Regions from separate parts of the Mus musculus genome. Here regions 1 and 3 are each linked to region 2. A link is a loop called in an ENCODE intact Hi-C map of the cell type or tissue named here. Cell type or tissue: left cerebral cortex. All regions are shown on one strand.

The links. Peaks named below come from ENCODE experiments on the same cell type or tissue, not always from the same donor. Only the 100,000 strongest peaks of a DNase experiment are listed, where the experiment ranks them.
Region 1: it touches region 2 in a loop (4-fold over the local background); 5 of 42 quality-filtered maps call a loop at or near these places.
Region 3: it touches region 2 in a loop (4-fold over the local background); 7 of 42 quality-filtered maps call a loop at or near these places.

Annotation. Positions count from the first base shown.
Region 1 is chr5:37,238,742-37,246,741 of GRCm38, reverse strand. Crmp1 (collapsin response mediator protein 1) reads right to left here and starts at 4,684. Exons shown (of 14, transcript NM_001136058.2): 1 at 4,217-4,684. The coding sequence starts at 4,597. In left cerebral cortex, CTCF peaks have their summits at 973 and 7,788; DNase peaks (open chromatin) are centred at 4,096, 4,825, 6,176, 7,899 and 9 more places; H3K4me3 peaks cover 5,357 bases; H3K27ac peaks cover 3,708 bases.
Region 2 is chr5:37,158,998-37,166,997 of GRCm38, reverse strand. It overlaps Gm1043 (predicted gene 1043), which reads right to left. Exons shown (of 14, transcript NM_001370827.1): 3 at 7,114-7,252; 4 at 3,513-4,058. Among named protein-coding and RNA genes, the nearest start is that of Gm1043, 9.9 kb to the right of the region's middle. In left cerebral cortex, a CTCF peak has its summit at 3,658; a DNase peak (open chromatin) is centred at 3,674; H3K4me3 peaks cover 809 bases; H3K27ac peaks cover 512 bases.
Region 3 is chr5:37,285,581-37,293,580 of GRCm38, reverse strand. It overlaps Crmp1 (collapsin response mediator protein 1), which reads right to left. Exons shown (of 14, transcript NM_001136058.2): 12 at 7,034-7,213; 13 at 4,611-4,776; 14 at 1,418-2,464. The coding sequence ends at 2,373. It also overlaps a transcript of Evc not described here. Among named protein-coding and RNA genes, the nearest start is that of Evc, 47 kb to the left of the region's middle. In left cerebral cortex, CTCF peaks have their summits at 2,402 (motif pointing right), 4,117 (motif pointing left) and 5,037 (motif pointing right); DNase peaks (open chromatin) are centred at 2,362, 4,130, 4,613 and 5,038; H3K27ac peaks cover 210 bases.

The DNA of each region.
Region 1 (8,000 bases), 80 kb before region 2:
AGATGTTCAGCGCATACTACCACCCCACCTTCGGGCTGCTCAGCCTCTGCGGTTAACCCTTAAGAAGCCGCAGCTTGCAGTATGGACCACCTGGCTATTCTTAGCTGCAGTGAGATATGGGAGCAGTGCATCCATCATGGCGCAGCTCCAACTCAGGCCTTCCACCCCATTAATAAGTGAGGAGTGCAGAGCCGCATCTTTTTCCTTCCTCTGAAGGCTGCAAGGTGCAAGGGAGGGATGCCTCAGGGGCCAGGTGCACTAGGCCGGGCACACCCTCCCCATCCTAGAGTGAGGCCGAGGGAGGGGGACTGAGGCCCCGCGCCCCTCCCTCTTTTGTTCAGCTCCGCATCCTCCGGGCCACGCCATCCTCCCGGCACACGCCACCCTCCCGGCACATCCTGAGGAGGGAGGGGGCTTCACGCCCGCAGAGAGAGGGACTGGATACTCCAGCCCCGCCCTGCCATGCGGGGCTCCCCCTCATTGTCCCCAGAGGGGGAGGGGGAGGCCTCGGCGAGACGGGCCCCGCCCCACTCGCGGCGACGCAGGAATCCTCCGGGGGCGTCCCTGCGGTACCCCCATGGGTCTGGACCCTGATGGCGACCACCCTCAAGCCACAAAGCACTGCGGCAGGGTGGGGGCGCTTACGGTGATGTGCGGGATGCTCTTCTTCCCCTGATGAGACATGGCCCCTCTGGAGCCCTCCGCCCGGCCGCTGGAACTAACGTCTGCCTGGCGCTCTACCCGGGTCTCTCCCGGCGGCGCTACTCGTGAGAGCGGCGACAAAGGCCAGGGAGGGATGAAAGAAAGGACAGAAGCTCGGCTCCCACCGCTGCCCACTCCCCGCTGCTCGGCCCGCCGCCGCTGCTCCGGCTGCCTGCACCGCCCGGCTTGGCAAGGAGGGCGGGAGGAGGAGGGAGAGGCAGGGCGAGAGGAGGGCGCTGAAGACAGACAGCTCCTCCCGGTGGCGGCAGCAGAACCGGATTCGCCCCTTTCGGCTCGAACCAGGAAGCGCTTCCCTTCCGATTCCCCTACTCCGCCCCCGACCCCCGCCCCGCGCCCTCGCTTAAGCCGGGGCCTCGCTCACGCCACTAGGAGAATATGCTTTTGAGTGGTGTTTTAAAAGCAAGAAACAAACAGCCTTTGGACACGGGGGCAAAAGCTGTGGGCAGCGCCACAGGTGTCTCTGATCTTTGTGTGTGTGACCTGTGCTTGGGAGGAAGTGGGAGCCAGGAGCCAGCACCCACCCAAATTGCTAGAAGCATCCTTGGCCCTCCAGGGCCGCACTCAAGGACCCTCTCTGGCCAGTCCTTCCATGGTCTCCGTTTTTCCACCCCCCTTTCCATATCCAAATCCAGATCTTCATTTATGCTATTCTCTTGAATAGCCCACCTCAATTAAGGATAACTCGTTTTCCCAGACCCATCCCCAGGGCCTTCACCTCTTTACCCGCTCCATTTCCATTCCCAGGCAGAAGCAAAGCAGCGGAAGGGGCTAGCCGCGAACCCATGGGCCATGGGCTCTAACCCTTCATCTGCTCTCTCCTCTCAGTGACCTGTCAATATGGCCTAGCAGTGAAGGCTTGGAAAGCTGGATCACAGGTACTAAAGTCTCTACAGCTCTGGGGACAGGGAAGAAACGTGGGAAGTTTCCTGACTATCGTTTGAAGTGTTCGAAGCCCGGGAGGTCCCGATGTGGCTCTGGGACAGGTGGGCAAGAAGCCAGGACAAAACTTCACCAAGTGGGAACAAAAGATGAACAACGGAGCCCCCCAGCTCAAAATATCAGGCAGCTGTCCCCAGGCAGGAGCAAGCCATTTCCCTGCCAATGAGCTCATTTCCTGCCTGCACAATCCCTCCACTGACCCTGTGGATAGACCCACTCCTCCACTTCCGGACTGCCAAGGGAGGTGAGGAACAGAAAAAACTCTGGACCCCGCTGGGGCCTTCCACCACATGGAGAAAACCAGTTACCTAGTCCACAGCAGGAGACCAAGAAGGGTTGTAGGCTGAAATAGAACAGCTTATATCCGGGAACACTGGCCTGTGATTTTTTTCCCCTTTTACAGATAGGAAACTGAAGCTTACAGAGATAAAATAGCATAAATTAGCTGCCATAGGGCAGCGTCACGAAGCGGGTTCTCTACTCATTAAGTCCTGCCTGTGCTCCAGCCCCTAAATTCTCCTTAATGACCGGAAGCTGCGGATGGCAGCAGCACACTTCTGTCTCCTGGATTCCTTTCCTCGCCAATAAATCATAGGTTCCGGTACCCGGGCATCCCCTGGGGTCAGCTAGGGGGTTCTGGGCAGGCAAGCTACAGAAAGGGGTTGGGCCACGTGCAAGTCAGAGGGAGGAGCCCTACTCGCTACTGGCCAAACAGATTGCTGCTCCCAAGCAGACTTTGCCGGTACAAAGCTTTACAGCCATCGGCCTCTGGCAACCACAAATGTTGCGCCTGCGCTGTTGGAACCCCTCCTCCCTCCCAAGAAAGAGCCTTATGGGCGGGGGAGGGGCCGGGCACTCTTTGCTGGAGTGGTTAAGGCTGACCCTATATCCCTAGACCTCTGCAACCCATGCCCTGAGATCTTCAGAAAGTAAATTACTCCATCCAGCGGGGCCGTGAATTCTTCTGCTCTAAGTCCCTACTATAGAGTGCTTTGGGAGGCCTCAGACACAGCCTTTTGTCAGGTCCCTAAGAAGCCAGGGAGAAAGGACAGAGGGGACCCGGGTGGGAAAAACACAGGAGCAGGTGAAGCAACTAGGGTCCAGAAACGCTAAGGAACATCTACCCGGTCGGCCATGGCGAAGCGGGAGACAAAGCTTGTGTGAATGACCCTGACCAGCGCCATGAAGCCAGAAGGACAGCTCCAGGCCAGTCACAAAGAGCACTCGCCTCCGTGGTATTCCCTTTGAGGGAAGCAGAGAACAGACTGCCACTCCCGGGTCTCAGATGAAGACATCTTAAAGAAGGTGAAACATCTCGACAGGTTCCAGGTGGCGTGGCTGGGTTTCTGAGACCTGAAGCCTTTGGTGGAGCTAGAGAGCCTGTTTCCCACGCGAGGTCGGACTACCAAGGAGGAGATAAAGGGATGGGGAACTGGACTCTGGCTAGTTCCCTGGTCCTCACCCCCGCCTCCAGCTCCCAGGCAGCAGATTCAGGACCATGGAGAGTTCCAGAGCAGGCGACAGAGCCGAAGCAAGAACACCGCCCTCAGACCAGCCCATTTTCTTCAAAACGCCTGTCCAGATTACAGTCCTGTTCAAACTCTTCCTCTGGGTTCACTTTCTCATAGTGTTAACGGAAAGGGCGAATTAATTAATTAAACCGAGAATGATGATAAAACTCCATAGCAAGCATTTATTGATCACTCTCGACCTGATTGAACTTAATTCTTGAAATGAGTCCACAGCTCTCTCTCCCCAGCCAGGGAACTTCTGGAGGGTGGGGCCAGGCTGCCGAGCCAGCCCAGCCCAGAGCTCAAGGGACAGCTTCCCAGAGCTGCTCCAACTTCTGTTTCCCAGACACGTGGCTCTGACCTCACCCACCCTGTCCAGGACTCTTCTGTCTGACCATCCGTATTCCCTGGTAAATTCCAACTTAGGGAAGAAAATCTCTAAAGCCCAAGCCCTGGTCATGTCTTTTCCTGAGGTCCCTCCTCACTTTCGGAAGTCGGGGAGTCCATACGCCTGGGTTCAAATCCCGGGTTCGCCTCCAATTTACACATCCAGGAGTGTCCTGGATGATTTCTTACTGCCCAGCATCTGAACCCTTAACCACATCGTCCCCCCAGGGAGGGGCGGGAGCAGCTGTATGAACAGAGTCATTCCGTGAACCTCTCCCAGAGCCAAGTGCAGCCTAAGCGTCCACGATCACTGGGTGAGCGGATAGATAGATGGAAGAAGACAGAGAATGCTCACCTTTTCACAGAACCCCAGAAGGTGAACGAGGCTTAAATTCACCTTACAGGTCCCTTAGCGGCAGCTGCAGCAACTTACTTCCCCTCTCAGAACCTGGCTTGGCTTTCTGAGGCTATGCTGGCCAACCCTGGCCTATCCTACAACCTCTCTGAACCTCTTGTAGGATGATGTGGGGGAGGGGCCGTAGCAGTCCCCCAGAACCTGGTGGCAGCGGGGCCCCCACACTCGCCCTCGCGCCACCCAAGCCCTGGGTCTCCAAGGGCCCCGCCCCCCACGTCCGGCCCACGTGCCCCGAGGGTACCTGGCCATTGTCCCGGCCGAGTGGCAGGTCGCGGGGCGCAGGACATCGGATGCGCAACGCTGGCGGTCTGTCATCGCGATCGCCTGGCGAACTGACAGCAGAGCCCGAGGGCTCGCTCACATCACTGGCCGTGTCTTCGCTGCCGCCGGGGCACGGCAGGCCCACGGCGTCGGGCCGGCCAGCGCTGCGTGGTGTGCGCGCGGAGCCGCGGCGGCCCACGCTGTAGGCGTCGAAGTCGATGGTCTTGTTCTCGTAGGCGCCCTCCACGGCGGCGAACATGCCGCCGTACTTCTGGCGCGGGGTCTGCGCCGCGCTGCCTGGCCGCGCCAGGTACACCGGCAGGTCGTCCTCCGTGTTCCACGCGCGCCGCCGCTCCGCCATCCCCGTCTCCGGCGGTCAGCTCTCGCCACCGCTGGCTCCGCGCTGAGCGCCTCGGTGCGGGCCCGCGGCGGCCCAAGCGCGACTGCGGTCGGGCAAAGAGGGAGGGAGGAAGGGCCGGGGCGTGGCCCGCGAGGGGCGTGGCCGGGGCGGGGCGGAGCCTACGGTGACCAAGACCAGCGCCACTGCCAGCTACAAAGGACCGTGGAGGCGGGGACAGCGGCCGGGGCGGGGAGGATGGTGACGTGCAGTAGCCGCAGCGCGGAGGGCGGGCGGCCGAGCCGCAGTGCCCTCCACGCACCCGGCTCTCCGCCTCTAGAAGGAGCGCAGGGCGCGGGCAGAGACGGGGTGGGGGCGGTGCGCGGGTGCACAACACACATACACACACGCACGTACACACGGTTAAGCTTCACCTCACAAACAAGAGTTGCACAGACATCAGCATGTCTGTACATGGTACATACACCCAAATCAGGTACCTCCGCGCTCCCTCCAGACAGCTAGCACACCATAGATACACACGCACACGCTCACACACGCTCGCGCGCGCACACCAGAGATTCCCTGTCAGGCAACCCCACGCACCACCAAAAATCATACAAAAATTAAATGATCTTAGATGCACAGTCAGAGGCATACACATCCAACTCCCCATTGGCTCACTCGACACTACTACACTGATTGCCTGATAGGATCTGGCACTAGTGTAGGTGCTGGGCACAGGACTAAGAGTAGAATGAAATCCCTGGTGTCAAGGGCCAGCTTCTAAAAGGTATGATAGAGAATGCAGCCTGCAGCACTCAGGAACAGAGGTTCCTATCCCATAGCAAGGAGGTCATGTTAGCATTACACTCCCAGACACTTGTCACTGAACCAATGACTCACACTCGTGCTGGATACACAGCCCAACAACATCTCAGGGTAAAGAATTTCCACACCACTACCAAAAGCAACCTCACAAAGGCTCCTTCACACACAGGCCTGTAGACTGCTGATAGGGAATTCGTGCACATCCCTACCAGACACGAGGGAAGGAAGAACTCTTGAACAGAACACTTAGGAAACAAATATGCAGGGATAGACACACAGGCAGTAGGCAATGACCCAGACGATAGCCTCCATCTATGGGCAGCTCCCACATCCTGAATACAGCCCACTCCAACTATGCCTGGAGCTTAATGTCTAGACTTGAGGGGCTTCTTTAACCAGGAAGAAGTATGGAGACTTGGGATCCCCTCATTTATTTATGACTTTCTAGCATAGGGGTTATGAGATTCCCTGGGGACCCAGGAATCTCAGCTGTGCTCTCTGGATGGAAGGCTCACAAGCTGCCAGCCCCCTAGGCAGACAAGTCCAAACTGGCAATCAGGATTGCTGGGGAACAGTAGGAAGCCGATTCAGCATCTGTCCCTTCAGTTAGCTTCCCCGGGCTAGGAGCTGTCCTTTCAGCACCCCACCAAAGGTCAGAGAAGTCTGTAGCCAACCTTGGAGAACTCCAGACAGACAGTAAACGTGACTGTTGAGACCTTAACCAGAGGACTCTGCCACATAGGAGGATCTGCGACATCAGCTGACACCTCACGCTCCCTCTGTGATTTAGCCAGTCTGCGCTGCAAGCAGGACGCTTCTGCTGTTGGGTTGAGGAAGCAGGAGAAGCAAACAGCTACCTCTCCATTCCATTTCATGTGGCTGCTCCTGTCTACCTGAGACCTCATGATTATCCAGTGTCAGTGGTCAGTTGGAAAGTTCCTTCCCTCCCCCCTTTATCTATACTTGCACACAGGGGCTAATGCTGAGCACACAGGAAAGTACAAAGTCCTTGTCCTCAGTGTCTATTCTAATTAAGTGCATGGTCTTCCACCCACCTCACCCATACCCTGGCTCTTCTATCCGCTTGTTCCTACATCCCATGAAGATTCAGTTCACCCAGGCATTCCTCTTGAAATAAGAAGAACTACACTGCAACCGTCCTCAATCTTTAATTGAAAACTCTGAAATACAATCCACAACATGTCCTGTGCTAGAAAAGCTGATGCTGAGGTCCACAGTGGGTTTATTCCAGAGCCTCACAAGGATTAATGGTGATTATATCCATATAGCATAGGTAGCTGGGTGTAGTCATGTACACCTTTATTCCTAGCACTCAGGAGACAAGCATATGTCTGTGAGTTTGAGGCCATCCTGGTCTGCATAATGAGCTTCAGGCCAATCAGAGTTACACAGTGAGACCCTGTATCAACAACAACAAAGATAACAGAGACTCCATATATCTGAGTTAGACAGGACTTTCAAAGCTCAAGCTTTCTACTCCATGCTACAGTCAACAATTTGGGGACACAGTCTCTCTCTAGACCTGCCAATAGTGATAGAAGCCTTATTGCTTTTTTAAAAATCCCAGGCCCAGAGAGATGACTTAGTAATTAAAAGCACCTGCTGCCTTGCAGAGGACCTGAATTCAGTTGTTAACACCCATGTACCATGGTTCACAACAATGTGTAACTCCAGACCCAGGAGATCTTACACCACCCTCTTCTGGCCTCTCCAGGTATCTGTGTACATATGCTCCCATGCATACGTTCTCACACTCACACACACACACACACACACACACACACACACAGCATACCATCACACAGGTGAATACATAAATAACAATGAAATAAATCTTTTAAAAGGAAGAAATGAAAGGCCTGGAGAGAGGAATTGGCCGTTAAGAAATCTTACTGCTCTTGCAGAGGAGCCAGGGCTCAGCTCCCAGCACCAACACAGAAACTTACGAATGACTCCGGTTCCAAAGGACATGACACCTTTTGGCCTCCATAGTCTCTCAAGTGCTTGTGATGCACAGAAACTCACAAAAACTCACACACATACAAAGGAAGGAAGGAAGGAAGGAAGGAAGGAAGGAAGGAAGGAAGGGAGGGAGGGAGGGAGGGAGGGAGGGAGGGAGGGAGGGAGGGAGGGAGGGAGGGAGGGAAAGGAGGGAGGGAGGGAGGGAGGGAGGGAGGGAGGGAAAGGAGGGAGGGAGGGAGGAAAGAAGGAAGGGAGACAGAAAGAGAGAGAGAGAGAAAGAAAGAAAGAAAGAAAGAAAGAAAGAAAGAAAGAAAGAAAGAAAGAAAGAAAGAAGAATTTTTAAAGAAAAAAAGCCCATTCCCTCATGAGAAAGAGCCAGCCAGTTTGTGAAGCCAGAGGGTGCAAAATGAGGAAGCACTATGTTTAGGCAGAAGCAAGAAAAATCACAGTTTCCACTTACCAAGTGTTTACCACCTGCCTGGGGCACTCTACCAAAAAGAATGCTTTGTACACCACCACCACCAACCCATACCCTCGCCTACAAAAGCTTGAAAGTACTATTTTAGTCTCATTTTCCAAATTAGGAAAATGTGGCTAAGAGAGATTAAATCCT
Region 2 (8,000 bases):
GTAACTAACAGCACAGCTCCCAGAGTCCATGAGCAGAGAGCTATCTTGAAGCAGGTAACGGGTGTGTATGTGGTGGGGGGGGGGGTGCGGGGGGGGGGGTAATTCCCCTTCAGACCTGGCTTCCTTCATGTGCTGTAGCATGTGACTCTCCCTCCCTTTCTCAGGTCCCTCTTCTGTAATGACTAGTAACTAATAAGGACTAATAACTCTATCACCTTGTCAGCTGGCTACAGTGAAGACAGCAGTGTCTGGTAAACGGCAGCTCTGTGAAGACTGCCTGCTGCACACATGCCCAAGGATACTCACTCCGAACCTCTTGTCTCCCAATCTCTGTTCCTCAAAGAAGTACAGTCACATGAAGACACTCCCTATGACCGGAGCAAATGGCTTCCTGCGCTCATTTCCTTACTGAGTGGCTCGTTCACTGAGCTTCACAGTCCATGGGGTTCAGTCCCATCTCACCATAAGAAGGCCAAGACACTGAAGTTCAGCAGCCAGCCTAAGGCTATCCTGGCCAGTCTGGATCACTACTGTCCCTGAAGTGTGATCCCCTACAGTCACCTATAGGAGTACCTCCTCTCTCTTCAGCACAGGATTCTCCCCACTACTGAACACTGTTTCAAATATACCATGGGTTCCTAAGGGCAGCCTGTTTTTTAAAATCTGCATCAAACAGCATGGGGACCACTGTTTGTGGACAACTTAGAGAACCTACAAGAGACATCTTTCAGCTTTGACAGTTGAAGCCCTATTTAAGATGCAGCTCCCCAGAGCACAGGGCCATCTGAAGAGAGGGCATGTAACACTGAGGTCATGGATGCTTGTGGCCAATGATGGCTTTCCAGCTAAGGGCACAGATCTTACAGGATTCAGCCACTGATAAGCCCACAGCCCCAAAGAGCTACTGACTCTGGCCCCAGATTCAGAGTGTAGGACCAAAGACGGGGACATGACTCCCTTCTGGTTGCGATGCTACCTTTGTGTCTGTAGCCAAATCACTCCCACTCCCTGGGCAGTTCCTCCGACAGCTTGATTGGAACAACCCTTGATGCAGAAGGGGTTAAAGGGGAGAACAGGAAATGGACAAATAACAGCAAGACCCTGCCAGGCATCTAGGAACCTGCTCTTCTTCTCAGAGACGTGCTTTGAGGGAACAGTGAGTCCAGAACTCAGGGTAATGGCAGGATGGGAGAATGAAGCCTCAGGCCAATTGTCTAAATGAGAGCGCATTTATGGCAATCCCAGAAAAGATTCTAAAGGACAAGTTCCGTGTATGCATCGTTTATTTTCAGAATTACAAGGAGATGATGGTGAGTGTACACTTTGTTCTCCTCTTGGATGAACAAGAAGCACACAGCGGGGACAGGTGGGAGACAAAGCAATGCAAAGGCACCACAGAACACCAACACGCTGGTAAGCTCGCCCAGGCAAGAGAAACGCCGCCGTTATCTGGAAAACTTGAGCACTCCATGTTCCAATCAAAAACTACATTTCAATTTTTAAATAAGCAAACCCAGCTGGCTTGTATTGTCCATCTGGTGTTGTTGTGGTTCTGTTTGAGACAGAGTCGGAACCCACCCAGGTTGACCTCAAACTTGCGATGTAGCCTGAAGTCCTGATCCTCTTGCCTCCGAAATATCCCCTCTTCTCTAAAGGAACTGAGTTCACTCTGGCTTGATGGGCACAGGGCTAATGCAGCTGGAGCCACCCACCCTGATGTCACGTCTTATATGGACCAACCTCCAGGTCTATCTCTCAACAGCTACATGGCAACAGGTAAGATACTACCAGAGACTTCACTTCCTCTCTGTGGAGCAAGGATGCTGAAAGCAGCTGTCCCTGTCTCCACAGCTTTGAAAGGGAGCTTTGAACACATCTGGCACGTGGCAGGAAGACATTACGTGAGGATGTTTACTCTGCTGTCAAGTAAAGAGGAAATAGATGCCCAGCCATCCCTCCCCAGCTTATGAGACATACCCAAGTTTAAAGAGATAGAATGAGGAGAACAGACAAAGCTCAAACCTTTGTAGTCCCTGGACCCCCCCTCCCGTGTGCTGCTGCTGGGAATGGAGGCTGCAAAGCCCAGTGGATGCTGGACCTGCCTGGGAAGTTCACAGCCCAGATGGAGAGGGAAGACTGGGGGGGGGGGTGTAAGTTCCCTGGGGGTGGGGCTGGACCAGAGGGGACCTATAGTCAGTGTCAAATAGATGGATGAACAGGGGGAGGGGGGAGAGGGAGAGGGAGAAGGACTGTGAAGGGTATGAGAAGCAACTGGCTGGCTGGCTGGCAACCAGCTGGGTGAGTGGACAGATGGGGAAGATACAGGTGAATGGGGGCACAAGGAAACACAGGTGACAGTGGACAGATGGCTGCCTCCACCCAAATGTTTGCTCTGCCCCCCTAATTCATGTGTTGGAATCTAATCACCAAGGCAATAATGTCAGCAGGTGATTAAGTAGGAAAGGACCCCCTACTGGGTAGTACCATCGCTCCCATTAAAGAGGCGCATGCCCCTTCCCCCTGTGAGGACTCAGCAGCCATAAGGCACCATCTACAAACCAGGTCTCAGACACTGAGTCTGGGGGTGCCCTGACCTTGAACTGGATGTGAAAGGCTAGACTAGTGTTGGAGTGGGGGTGCCCTGATTATTTCTCAGTGTGATAAAATACCTGGCCAAAGCAACTTAAAGGATGAAGGGTTTATTGTGCCTCTTCATGCAGAGACCACAGTGATGGCGAGGAAGGCACGGGGCTGAGAGCAGCTTGGGAAAGAGCTTGGCTTCTGCTTCCTCTCAGCTGGAAGGGCTTAGGAAGTGCCAGCACCTCAAGTCACCCCAGCAACCCACCGCTTCCACCCAGGCCCCTTCCTAGCAGGCGTGTCTAACCTTTTACAACATTAGGACTCTGAGGTCTTCACTACCAAGTTCACACTCACACTCAAGAAGTTCATGACTGGTTTTGTTTTGTTTTGTTTTGTTTCGTCTCATAGCGTTTTAAGTCTTGGGTTTTGTATTGGTCCACATGCATAGCTATCCCAGAGAGAATGCATCCCAAGGGCTTCAGATTGGACACACCTGTCACACCTAAGGGTTTCACAGCCTCCCCAAATAGAACCAGCAGCTCCGACCAAGGGCTCAAGCCTGGGGAAAGGGGGACGGGGGAGGCGCACAGCGGGCATTCCACTTTCAAACCTTTAACAGTGGGTGAGGAGAGTAACACCAAGGTTGGCGGTGGGGTACAGTAGAAATGGACATGGGGGTCTGCAAGTGCATGGACAAGTGGGTAGACATCGAATGGCTGGCCATTTGGGTAGTGAAGCCAATGTGTTGAAGGGCAACGGCGACCTCGTGTGTATGAATGGTGGAGCCAGGAAGACTGAGTTGGCGAAGGACGGACCAGCCTCTGATTCAGCTAAGTGATGACCAGATGCTGGGGAAATGAATCAAGCAAGTGGCTGGGCAGAAGTCAGAGGAGGACAAGCGATCACTCCTGTCCTGGGTTCCGGCCACTTACCGGGCTACCGTGCCCCAGCTGGGCCCGCAGGCGCCGATTTTGATGGGCGAGCTCCTCCACCTGGCTGTGCAGGCCAATCTCCGACAACGTCAGCCCATACACGCAGCAGCGCAGTTCCTCCAGCTGCTCCCGCAGCTGCCGCTCGGTGGCGCTGTGCTCCCGCAGCCTGAGCACCGCTTTCACCCGCTCCCGCTCCGCGAGCTCCGCCCTGGCTCGCAGCGCGCTCAGCTCTTCCCCCTCGGGATCACCCAAGGGACCGGCTAGAAACTGCGGTCCGGAGCTCCCCATAATGGGCGACGAGTCCGCGGCCTGCAGCTGAGCCAGCAGGAGGCCCGCAGCGTGCCCCAGGCGCCGCACGTCGCGCTCCAGCCGCTGCACCTGCACCCGCAGAACGCGCTCCTGCTCCCGCACCAGGCCCAGCTGCTGCCGCTGCACCCGCCCGCAACGCTTCAGGGCCGCCGCCTGCCGTGCCAGCGCCTCGTCCTTGCGCCGCAGCCGCTCCTGCAGCCGCCGCTGCCGTCGGACCGCACTCTCTGCCTCCCGCACCTAGGAGTTGCGGTGATGGGCATGTCAGGGAGCCCCCCAGACACGCGCCTTGCTCGCCTTGATCTCTCTTCCTAACATTCCCTTATTTTGTGCATGGTGGGTATTTTTCATTATCATGTGGCGCTAGGACCAAAGATGGCTCAGAGGGTTAATGTCACTTGTCACCAACTTTGAAGACCCAAGTTGGGTCCCGGGTACCCACATGTGGTAGGAGAAAAACCTATACAAGTTGGACTCTAACCGCCACTGTGGCACATGTATGTGCACGCACAAAATAAATAAACAAAATTTTAAAGTTATGCTGATTACTGAGTTTGCTGACACTGCAGCCAAGAGTCACCTTCACCTCATCCTGTCATAGTCCCATATCTCCCTGAGTTCCCTAAGTCTGCGTGTGGAAGAGTGTTCAGTGGGTTGGAGGGGCAGTACCCTGCAGAGGGTCTCTGGAGTTGTTTCATCTCAACAGTCCTGACACACCGATTTCCAAACACCACAGAACTTTCCAGAGCTTCCCAGGTCAGTGAAGTGAGCTGAGCAGGGGCCAGTAAGCCTCAGTAGCTAACTGTTCACAGCTATGAATACCTTGTCCCCACCCCACCCCATCACCCCCACACACACACCCCATCACCTCCAACCCCCACCCCGCTGAAATAGAGCTGTCATTAGCCCCACCACACATTCAGAAGCTATCTATATAATGGGACAGCTAAAATTCTTGCAGCCAGCTCTGGAGCCTTGTGTCTGCCTCAAGGGCTTTTTATCTGTCCCTTTGGCCATCTTGCTGAGCAGGGAACACTTCTCCATATTCAGACACCCAGCCTTCTCCCTACCACAGACAGTGAGTTGGACTGACATACAAACACTGCCTCTGTGGGAAGCTTTCTCTCACCAGCTAGCTGCTTTCCTCTGCTGCCAGAGAGCCTGCAGGTAAAAGAGGCATTTGCCAAAGGAGAAAGGACGTGCAAGACCAGCCCAGGCTGGCTTTGTGGGGTAGTTTATTGACTGGGTGTGGGGAGGGAATAAAAACTGGAGTTGAGTTTTTTGAATCTTCCTGGCTTTATAATGATGTGGATTCTGTCCTGGGTGCCTGTATAATTCTGGGAACCTGGGGATCCACGGCATGGGTGGGTGGGCCCTCGACACCTCTCAGGATGACCAGAGCTTGCTGCGGAAATGAGGCCTCTTTGCTCCCTGGGAGTAGGACCAGAGCAAAGCTGGCACCTGTGACAGATCACACACATTTTCTTTAAATGCCCAAAGCCTGTTCAGATGCCCCTGCGATACTAACTCCTACATCGCAAACTCTCCAACAAAAATATAAAGGCTAGAAGTTAAGGTTGGGGAATGGGCTGCAGCTGGACCACCTCTGACCCTGACCAAACCACTGAGTCTGTACATAGGCTTCTTGACAGGTCTGTGTGAGTACATTCTTGCTGCTCTCTGGCTCGTGCTCAGCTTGCTTTCTTAGACAGCTCAGGATCTGCCCAGGGATGGCACTGCCCACGCTGGGCTGGACCCTCCACACCCATCATCACAGACCGTTCCTCACAGACATGTAATGACAATGGAGAAGCATGTGAAAAGGACTGATAGCTCCCTGGGCTCCCCAACACCCCCTCCTCCCACTAATGCAATTAGTGGCTTGCATGTCACCCTCACCGTTCATCTGCCACCACACTACAAGCATCTCCACTGCAGGACTGTCCCTGACTTCCCTGGGAATCCCAGATGTACAGAGAGCAAGGCTCGAAACACCCTTACAATGTCTCCTCAGAGGAACCACATGTCCCAGTGCAGAGACACAGCCTGTACCCTGCTTCTCTGAAGACTCCCCTAGGGTTGAGAGGCTAAGACCACGTGAGCCAAGGGTTCAGTTTAACTTGAGTCTGCCTCCAGTAGTCAGGGGAAAGGTGAGAGTGACTCCAGGCTGGCCCACTGGTACCCAAGGGCTAAGTTGAGCTGAGCTGGACTTTCCACTTTACATTTTTGTCTCAGTGAATACCATGTCATGTACCCTAGTTGTCCCATAGTTGCCCACTGTCAGACACACACACACACACACACACACACACACACACAAAGACACAGCTGAACAAAACCCGAGAAACAACACCCCCTTTAGTGGGTGCCTTGCCTGTTCAAGTTGAGTTCACATCCCATGAATGGTCTGCACCCTGCAATCTTAAGACCCCACTAAGCTGTGCCCCTGAAGCCTGGAAGCTGGGTGCCCAGGCATCATTGGGTACCTACTGCAGAGGTGTGGGTCCATCTGCTATATATTCCTTCTGCAATATGGCCTGCATCACCTGTCCCCTGAAAAGTGTCTTACGATAGATAAGAATGGCCAGTGCAGATGACATTAAAAGATGCCCCCTTCTTTGAGTGTTCTATGTGCATGGACCCATTTAGCTCATATAACCACCTGAGAGGTGGGTAGCATATTCCCATTTTACATATGAGGAAGCAGGCCCAGGGAGGTTGTGTCACTTGTCCAATGTCACACAGACAATTCAGCAGGATAACTAGGGTTTGCCTCCGCCCTGAACCACTCACTTCTTCTTGGTGGGGCTGTTTCTTATGCTCTGCCTCCCTACTCCCCAAAGCTTTAGCTGCCTTCCTTGTTTCTGCAATGGCCCCTCTGGAGTTCCCGCTGTACCTGCCAGCCTTTCCCTCCCTACATATACAGCTTTTCCTGGCTCTCCACAGCAGAGTGTTGGTCTGCCTCATTCCCACCCTTCAAATACCTTTCCCAGAAGGTCTGGGAAGTTTTATCCCCAGTTCCCTGAGTGTCTTTCTCCTGCCACACCCACAGCATACCCAAGTCCCTCCTCCACCCAAGAACGGGTTCTTATCTTCCCCCTGTCCCCACCTGCACACAGCAATTTGAAGAGAGAAACCTGCACTGCCCACTTCCTGACCTCAAGGACCCAGGCATGAGAAAGATACCAACACCCAAGCTTCCCCGGGAGGCCTAGGAGGCAGGCAGGGAGAGGTCAGACAGAGAAACTGAGGCCCAGGCTGATCACACGACCAGGCACTGGGAAGGGATACGAACCTGGCTGACCAGTGTCCCCTTCAGTGCCTGCAGCTGCTCCTGGACGCGGATTGTGGCACTTCTTTCCTCGGCCACACAGGCACTCAGCTGTTCCACCTTCAAGAGAAGCCTCCTTTCTGACAGCTCCAGCTCCTGGACCCTGCGGGAAGAGAAGCAGGAGACACTCAGGATAGAAAGTAAAGACTGAGTGTCCAAGCCACCATGTAAACCCCACCACCACCACTCCTGTTCAGCCGCCCGTCTAAGGGTTTCATTGTCAACCGCCCACATACTTCATCAGCTAGGACTTAAGCTACGTAGCCCAGACTGGTCTCAAAGTCATGGTGATTCACTTCCCGCTTTCCTGCCACTGGATGGCCAGGTTGAGCCACCAACCCAGTCATATCTATCTCATTAGAGAGTCTCTGTCCTACCTCAAAGGGCTGGGAAGATAGCTTAGTGGGAAGATAGCTTAGCTGGGAAGAGCGTTTGTTCAGTGAACATGAGGACCTTAGTTCAAATCCCCCAGCACCCACATAAAAGCCATCCCTGTAACAGAGACAGACAGACCTTAGGACTTTATTGCTCATCCTGCCTAGGCAAGATGTGAGCTTCCAGGCAATTAGGTGGAGAGTTATGGAGGAAGACACGCTCATGTCCTGTCTGGGCCTCTCCATGGATGCAGATGGATGTTGCATGGATAACCATACTACATACGTGTGTATACACACACACACACACACACACACACACACACACCAGCATCACTTACCACAAAATTCAATCCTATGTGTTTCTCAGCCCTACATGATGAGCGAGAGACACTGAGGGGAGGCCGACCAGCCAGGAGCTTCTATTTTTCTTTTCTTTTCTTTTCTTTTCTTTTCTTTTCTTTTCTTTTCTTTTCT
Region 3 (8,000 bases), 130 kb before region 2:
CAAAACAAAGTTCAACAATGTCAAAATTTCAGTGCCTGGTGTCTGGGACGCACTCACAATTCTGTGGATTCAAAAGGCCTGGACAGCCCCACTTCTCTGGCAATACCAACTACAACATGCATGGCTTGCCTCCTAGGCTCAGGCTGGCTCCACCCCATACACGCTGCTGTCCGTGGTGGCTGTCCTGTGGCACTGACACCCCTGACATGCCGGGATCTTCTTTGTATCTGGATTGTGCCTTTACCAGTAGCCTCTTCTGCGCTCTCTTCAGAGACTCTAACCTGGCCTCATGGTCCCAAGTCTCAACTTCTCCCCATGACCCCTTTAAGCCTTTAAAACCAGGATCTCAACAGGTGTGGTGGTGCACACCTTTAATCCCAGAACATATAAGAGGCAGGTGGGTCTCTGAGTTCAAGGTCAGCCTGGTCCACAGAGCAAGTTTCAGAACAGCCAAGGCTAAAAAGAGAAACCTTATCTCGAAAATAAGTTAATTAATTAATTAATCAACTAATTGATTAATATAAAGCCAGGACTTCTCCTGACTTCTAGAGAGTATGCAGGGGAAGACGACTCCGGAGAGTCAGGGTGACTAAGGAGAGGAGTGCCTGGTCTAAGAGAAGCCCTTGTCCAGTAGTACCTACTTCACCCCGGGATCATGATAGGAGACTACAGCTCCTCAGGAGTCAGAGGGTTGCCACAGGAGGGGATTCTTGGTTTCTAAGAAGCTGGTACACCATCACAAACACAGAAATATAATAGGAACAAAACCTCCCTCCCAATGTGGGGCTTGTGACACCCACAAGCTGATGTCTATGCAGCCAGGCACCTGCTGGGCCCCAAGCTGCCCAATAGACCTTGAGCCCTGCCTAACAGGGATTTTTTTTTTAAAGGTTGCTTATCACATCCCATCCCAAGTAGGCCCTGGGTACTCACAGAACCTTGCAATGCCTTTCTCTCATAGGGAACTGCTACTGTAAGTAAAGATCTTTCCCCTGAAACCAAGTTGGTCTGGCCCCATGTCCTTTCCTATAGGGTCTCTGTGGAACTGTAGAGAAAAATTACCACTCACTTTGCAAGGGTGCCCTTCACTTGGGGACACTCTTATTCTTTAACCCCGGGCTTACTTAGCTGGATAGTAGCATGGTTCCTTACAGAAATTACAGCCTTCTCCCAGCCCCTCCGCTCTAGAGCACGACATAGAGAGTCACTGCTCTGTATCATCCTTAGTGACCCAGTTCCTAAGCACACCCATCTGTGAGCTGTGTCTGTCCATCAACGCATAACCCAAAAGCCTGCCTATTGATCCAGGGTCTTGACCCATTTCCCCAAGACGTGTACTCACTCTTCTCTCCCATCTCTCACCCCCAGGGTCCCCAGTACTCGGTCATCGCAGAGTCAGAATGAGGACCAGGCAGTTGATAAACCCAAGTGAAAACACCCACTCAGATCAACGGGCAATTTAATTTCTTTATTTTTTTTCACAAGCTTTGAATTCAGAAATAAGAGCCACCAACAAGTCAGTTATTAAGTAAAAATGGAAGTGAATACAAAGGAAAACTGTACAAAACTTTAAAAATCTGACTGCCCTGCTCGAACTCCTCAGAGGGTCAGAGACTCAGGCAGCCTGGGCAGTCATTACCGCACCGTCCTCAAGGCCTGGGTGGGGTGTCAGGACACCCCTTTCTGGGTGTGAGCCTGGCTGGGCCCAAAGCCCAAGGCTGGCTGGAAGAACACACAGACCAGAAAGACACTATGGCCAGTTACAGGTGCCACAGGGACCGGGTTGTTGACACAGGACATGGGTGGTGGAGCTCTGTGACCTTCCCTGCCACTCTGCATCTTCACAGGTCTCAGTCAGGGTGGGGATGGGGACCACATCTTTCTAGTGAAGACTCATGGGAGCCTTCATTTTTAAGAGTTTGGAAATCTCCCCTTGGGGCTAAGGTCTTGGCATCGGGTCTATGTCGGTCCTCGACGATGTCCATCAGCCGCGCGCGCTCAGACTTGCATACGTAACTTACTAACATGCATCCTATCCTAGAACAGCTACAGGGCGCAAAAGAACCATCACTCAGAGGGTCATGGAGGAGTGGAGGGAACAGTATAGGACGATGCTAAACCTGGGGTCACTAGGAAGGGAAAACGGAGGCACCATGCTCTGAGGTGGAGTCGGTGTGAACACACACTGTGGGCGAGGGACTTCCAGGCAAACACACCACACTAGTACCACTTCTTCCTAAACAGAGAAGGAAAGAGCATCGCTCAATCTCCCCTCCGTCAGTACCAACTAAAACTGTGGGCTTCAAAAACACGGAAAAGGAATGGACGTTTTCCCATAATCCTTCACTCTTGCATATCTGGCTCATCTGAGGTCAACCGAGGCTGGTGATGTTGGAGCGGCCACCAGGGGGCGCCACAATGCGGTGGCCTGTACGCCTTGGATTGTTGTCATCTATCTGGGCACCTAAAAGAGACAGAAAGCCAACAGTGTATGGGATAAGACCTGTTCACATCACCTTGGCATGCTGAGGCTGACAATGCCCCTCACTCCAACCCACCTTCAAGGCCCTGTCCAGGTTCACTCTGGGAAGGGTCCCTGATCTGTAGACCTTCCTGACCTCGTCTGGGTACCTGCCAGTCCTGAGGCCCCTCTCCTATATCTCTGACTCTAGCATAGTTTGGCCTTGAGAGAGGAAAACACTTAGGGAGTTCCTACTGGTGCAGGCAGACGTGGTGCACTGGTGTGTACCAAGAACACACAAACTGATGATAGATATGTGTTTTACCCACAATTCAAAACTAAGGGTGCTGAGGTTCAGGCTGAATACCCTAAGGACACAGATACTAGGTTGGGAAGGCAGGACTCACACCCATACTGGCTTTCCCCTGAAGCCCACCCTCCTTTGCCCAGTGTCCCTTGCTCCAATGGCATTTGATAAATGTGTGCATGCACACTACACAAGTCTGTGCCTGCATGTGGACTGACTAACTGCCCTGCTGACCCTGACTTTACAGGGCCTGACTAGGAGGGCCACCAAGAGCCTGGCACAGAGTTCAGCTCTGGTTCTCCCAGCTGTCCCATTGTCAGCTATCTGTCTGTCTGTCTGTCTGTCTGTCTGTCTTCCTGGCCACTCAGGACTCAGCCTACACTTCATTCATTTTCCATCATGCGCCTTCATTCCATCTTCAGGTAACTATTACCGTGAAGATGCCTGCTAGCCTAACACACTGCACCTATGTGCCAGAGCAGTGCCCTGCCTTGGAAGTGGACGAGGGTGAACTTTATAGCAATGCAGGGGAATCAGCTATGCGGCTGGCAGCAGGATTGACATTTGGTAAATGTCCACGAAGCCCTGAGGGCAGCACTGTGAGCTTCAGAGGGGATAGAGGGCCCAGGCAGAGAGCGGGCCAAAAGCCCTAACACAGGCTTGTTATTACAGGGCTATCTTTGATCTAAAGATTATTATATCCACATCTAAGGATAGATCTACAGTATTCAGTTGTCTGATGGACTTAGAGAGCCAGTCTGCCAGCTCCTCCCAGCACAGAAGGCAGCCTTCTGCGCATACCAGACAAGATTCAAGAGCTGTGCTTGGAATCTTTTTGTGCAATAACATTGGCTACCTTTAATATCAGAATTGTACTCGGGTAGCTATTTCAAGAAAGGATAGTGAAAAGTGAGTTGTGTCCCAGGGTCCCCTGACCCAGGATCCACTGTATTCCCTGTGCAGAGTACTTCTCATCCTACAATTTAAGCTAAAACTACACCCTCTTTCTATCCTTCCACCCTCTCTGTTGCTAGCACATACTCTTTCTGGTATGACCCACTGACCTACTTTAGCCCACTGCCTGTTTTTATACAGCTCAAGAGCCCAGGTTCACATTTTAAGTGGCTCCTGTTTTTATTTTTATTTTTCCCCCCACAGGTTCCTGTTTTTAAAAGCCATTGAATCCAACAACCTGAACTCTAAACTGTGGAATTCAGCAAGTTCTTTGGCTCATCTGAAGCTGTCCAGATGTGCATCATTGATCATCAAATCCCTAGGACCCTACACTGGCTCTAACTGGAATTTCAATGACAGTACAGTGCTCCCAGTGTTGTGTCTGCCCTCGTGTGGCCATCTGGTGGAGTTGCAGGTACACGTCTTCAAGCTGGGACCTTATTCCTAAGCATTGTTGAGCCCTGAATCCTAAGACTGAATTTTGTGAAACTTCAAACAATACCAGGAACACACCACCACCATGTGGGGGTGACATAAAGTCCATATTGTGCTTCCTAAGCCAGGAGGGCGGGTGTGGTTGAGGGCCAGGCACAGAGCATGTACCCAGGAAATGACAGGGCTCCTGCCTCATACCTACCTCTGGGCTCCACGATTAGCTTCCTGGTATAAGAGTGGCAGTGTCCTCTCTCCCACCCCCATAATGCTTAAGCCCAGGGCTGACTTGTGCCAAGGTCAAGAATTAACATGCTGTGCTGCACCCTAGAAACACCCGCCTAGACTGTGTCTTGGGGGCATAGCAGAGGAGTGTGCCCATGCCTTCTGGCCTTCTCCACCTATGCCCACAGCCATGTGCCCCTTTCCACAGGAGCCTGGCTTCCATGAGACTACCTGATAAGCTGAAGTTGGACTGGTGGAGGTTCCGGATGGGTGGGGGTTGGTGTTTAGAAGGCGAGGATTTGGCAGAAGGAGCAGGAGCAGCATGTTTGGGTGTAGCTGGCACCTCGTACACAGGCCCATCGTACATGCCCCTGGAAACACTATGCAACCCGAAAACCTTAACAGAAGGAGAGAAGAGTCAGATGATCACTGTGTCTGTGCTTCTGTCCAGCCAACAACGCTCACTAAGCCACACTTGTGCCCACAGAGACATGTGCCCACACAGCACAGTGCAATATGGATGCACACACACACACACACCAGTCTCATCTTTACAGAGTACACAGGGAGATGAGGAACTGGGGGCAGGAGACTGGTTAAAGGAGGGAGGCTAAGACAGGGCACCAGAATCAAGGACTTCCCAATGGTGGCCACAAGAGGGCAGGCTGCCACCATCCAGAAGCAAGGAGGCTGTCTGCCATGACACTGAAAGAAGTCCAACAGCCCAGGACTGAGAGAGGGACCCATGGAGCCAGCTGGAGATCTCTACAGCCCAGACAGTCTCGAAAATGTCCTACGGAGATGACACTGGCTCCAGGCCTCAGAGAACAGCGTGTATCCAGGGAACTGTCCAAAGCCTTAAACGGACCAGTGATGTCAAGTGTTCTGACCCCAGTTCCAGATTCCTCCTCCTCCAAAACTGGCAGGCTGAGCTTTGTCCCAAGTCCCTGCTCCCTGACTACCAAGGCCTCCAGTGACTTGTGCCCCTGTCACCCTGCATGTCATGCCTCCCTTCAGTCACTACCCTTCCCTCGGCTCAGGGCAGCCAAAGGCAGGTTCTGTGCCCCACTCCCAGCCTGGCTCCTGTCCACTGCCCAGGCACTAGGGCAGGGAACCCCAGGTACAGTAACCGGACTCTCGAATGCAAACTGATGACTTAGCATGGGCCAGGTACTTTCTCCGTGACAGTTAACTGTTCACCACAGGACTCAGCCGCAGACCAGGTCTACAGCCCAGCCAAGGCTGTGAGGAGTGGGCATCCCAGCCATTTTGGTACCTGAGACCTCTGGCCCACAGAGCCTGTGATGTGTGTCTATCTGGTACTGCCCCTTGTAGCAGAGGCAGAGGGAGAACTGACCGGGGCAACTCTGTGGGGTCTGAGGCTTGGAGAAGGTGTCTGAGTTCGCTGTCTAATCAAGAAGTAGTGCTACCATTGATAAAGTACAAGAATGAAAACACACACAGGAGAATGCAGCCACTCAAGTACAAATTTACATATGCATGTGTGCACACCCAATATGCAAGACACACACACACATATATACATATGTATAATATGTATATATGTATAATATGTATATATGTGTGTGTATATACATATATATACATACGTATAAATACATATATATGCATATGTACAGTACATACAATGAATATGCACATGCATGCACAGTGTACTCAGTAGGCACACAACCACACATATGCATATACTGTACAATATACACAATGGATAAATGAACATATACATACATGTGTACACAGTGCAAAGTGGGCACACACATATGCATACATTTATAGTATACATAATAAACACATGTATACATAATATACAATGGATAAATGAATACACACAAATATGTATGCGCAGCACACATAGGTGCACACATATGCATACATGTATAATACAAGCAACAGACAAATGTTTACACATGCATGCATGCACATTACACACAATGAGTATGTACACATGTGCATGTGTGTGCAATACATGCAGTGGCACACCTGTGTAGTACACAACACAGATACACATGTGTACATGCACAAGAAATAAAGACACACAGACAACACACACACAGGTGGCCTTTCCAGCACAGCATCACTTAGATCATGTAGATAATGAGTTCATATGGTGACAGGAGGGTCACAGACAGGGGGTGGGGGATGGCCACAGTAAGAACTTCAGAGTTCCCTCTTCTGAGTCAGAGACAAGGACAAGAGCTTCCTGGGGCCTTCCAAGGCCACAGCTCAAGATTTTGGAAAAGAAGTAGATACGATGTGGCAGGAGGGGAGGAGGAGAGAGCTAGGCAGGTCAGCTGGGAGACAGCCCTCAGACTGTGGGCTGTAGATGGGTAACTGGGTAAGTCTTCTGAGGCCCTGAGCATCATGTGCTAATCTGAAAAATAAAGCTCATGACTCTGCAGTGGGCTATGTGAGGAACCTCCAAGATGTGCAAGGCAGAGCCCCAAGCAGCTCACGAGCACCTCTCACACATGGGTGCACCGGACACAGACTGCAAAGCCCCGCAACCTCCCTGGCCTTGTCTGGTCTCAGATGAACACATAGGGACACACAGCCACACCCATTGACCCTCCACAGGACAGAGCCCTGTTCCCAGAGAAGGGGACAGCAACTCAAGGGCCCTCCGTGCAGCTCACCTTGCTTCTGATCCTGACACGCTGGTAGAGATGCTCTGGGAATGGCTTCCGAGGGATGAAGCGGCCCATGCCCTTGCTGACACTGATGTTTCCATCCTCAAAGACAATCTTGCCCTGACTGATGACCACCAGGGGGGAGCCGTGGCACTCCATGCCCTCAAAGATGTTGTACTCCACAGTCTGTGAATGCAAAAAAGCCCAGAGTTACTTCTGTACCACAGCCAGGGTTTCCCCTACAGCTGCATGGCACGCATAGGATGATCTGTTGTATTTTCCAATGACTTTTTTTTCCTTCTCTCTGTGATAGTCTATCATACACAACAGACAATAAACAGTACTTGCTGGAACTGAATGTTAACACCTACCCCCAGGGCATCTTGAATGGAAGCTATGCTCCTCTGTAGACAATCACTGTGTACTTTCTGATTGTAACTTACGTTTCTGTGATGTTGTTATATTTTATGAGGGAGCGCTTCCTAACTAAAGTACACGGGCTTCCCTAAAACACTTGCAGTACACAGGCAAATCACGCCCCAAGGAATGAGCCCAGTCTGCACTGCCAGGTGGAAGTCGAGGAACGTTGCACACCTACAGTCTGAGCACAGGGCAAGATCATGCTGTTGCGGTCTCGTCTACTGAAAAGACAACAGGGCCTGCGAGGTGGCTCAGTGGGCAGCGTGCTTGCTGCCAAGCCTGACGACCTGAGTTCAATCTTTGAGACAAATGTGTGGATGAGAAGAACTCATTCCTTCACTGTGTCCCTGACCAGCACATCCCCTCCTCAAAGAAAAAGCAAGAGGATGGAGGGAGGGAGAGAGAGAGAGAGAGAGAGAGAGAGAGCAGAAGACCAGACTTTGGTTCCCAACACCCATACCAGGCAGCTCACAGCCCTATAACTACAGTTCCAGAGGGTCCAACTCCCTCTTCTGGCATCTGCAGGCTCTACTACATTAATCTCTCCACAGAT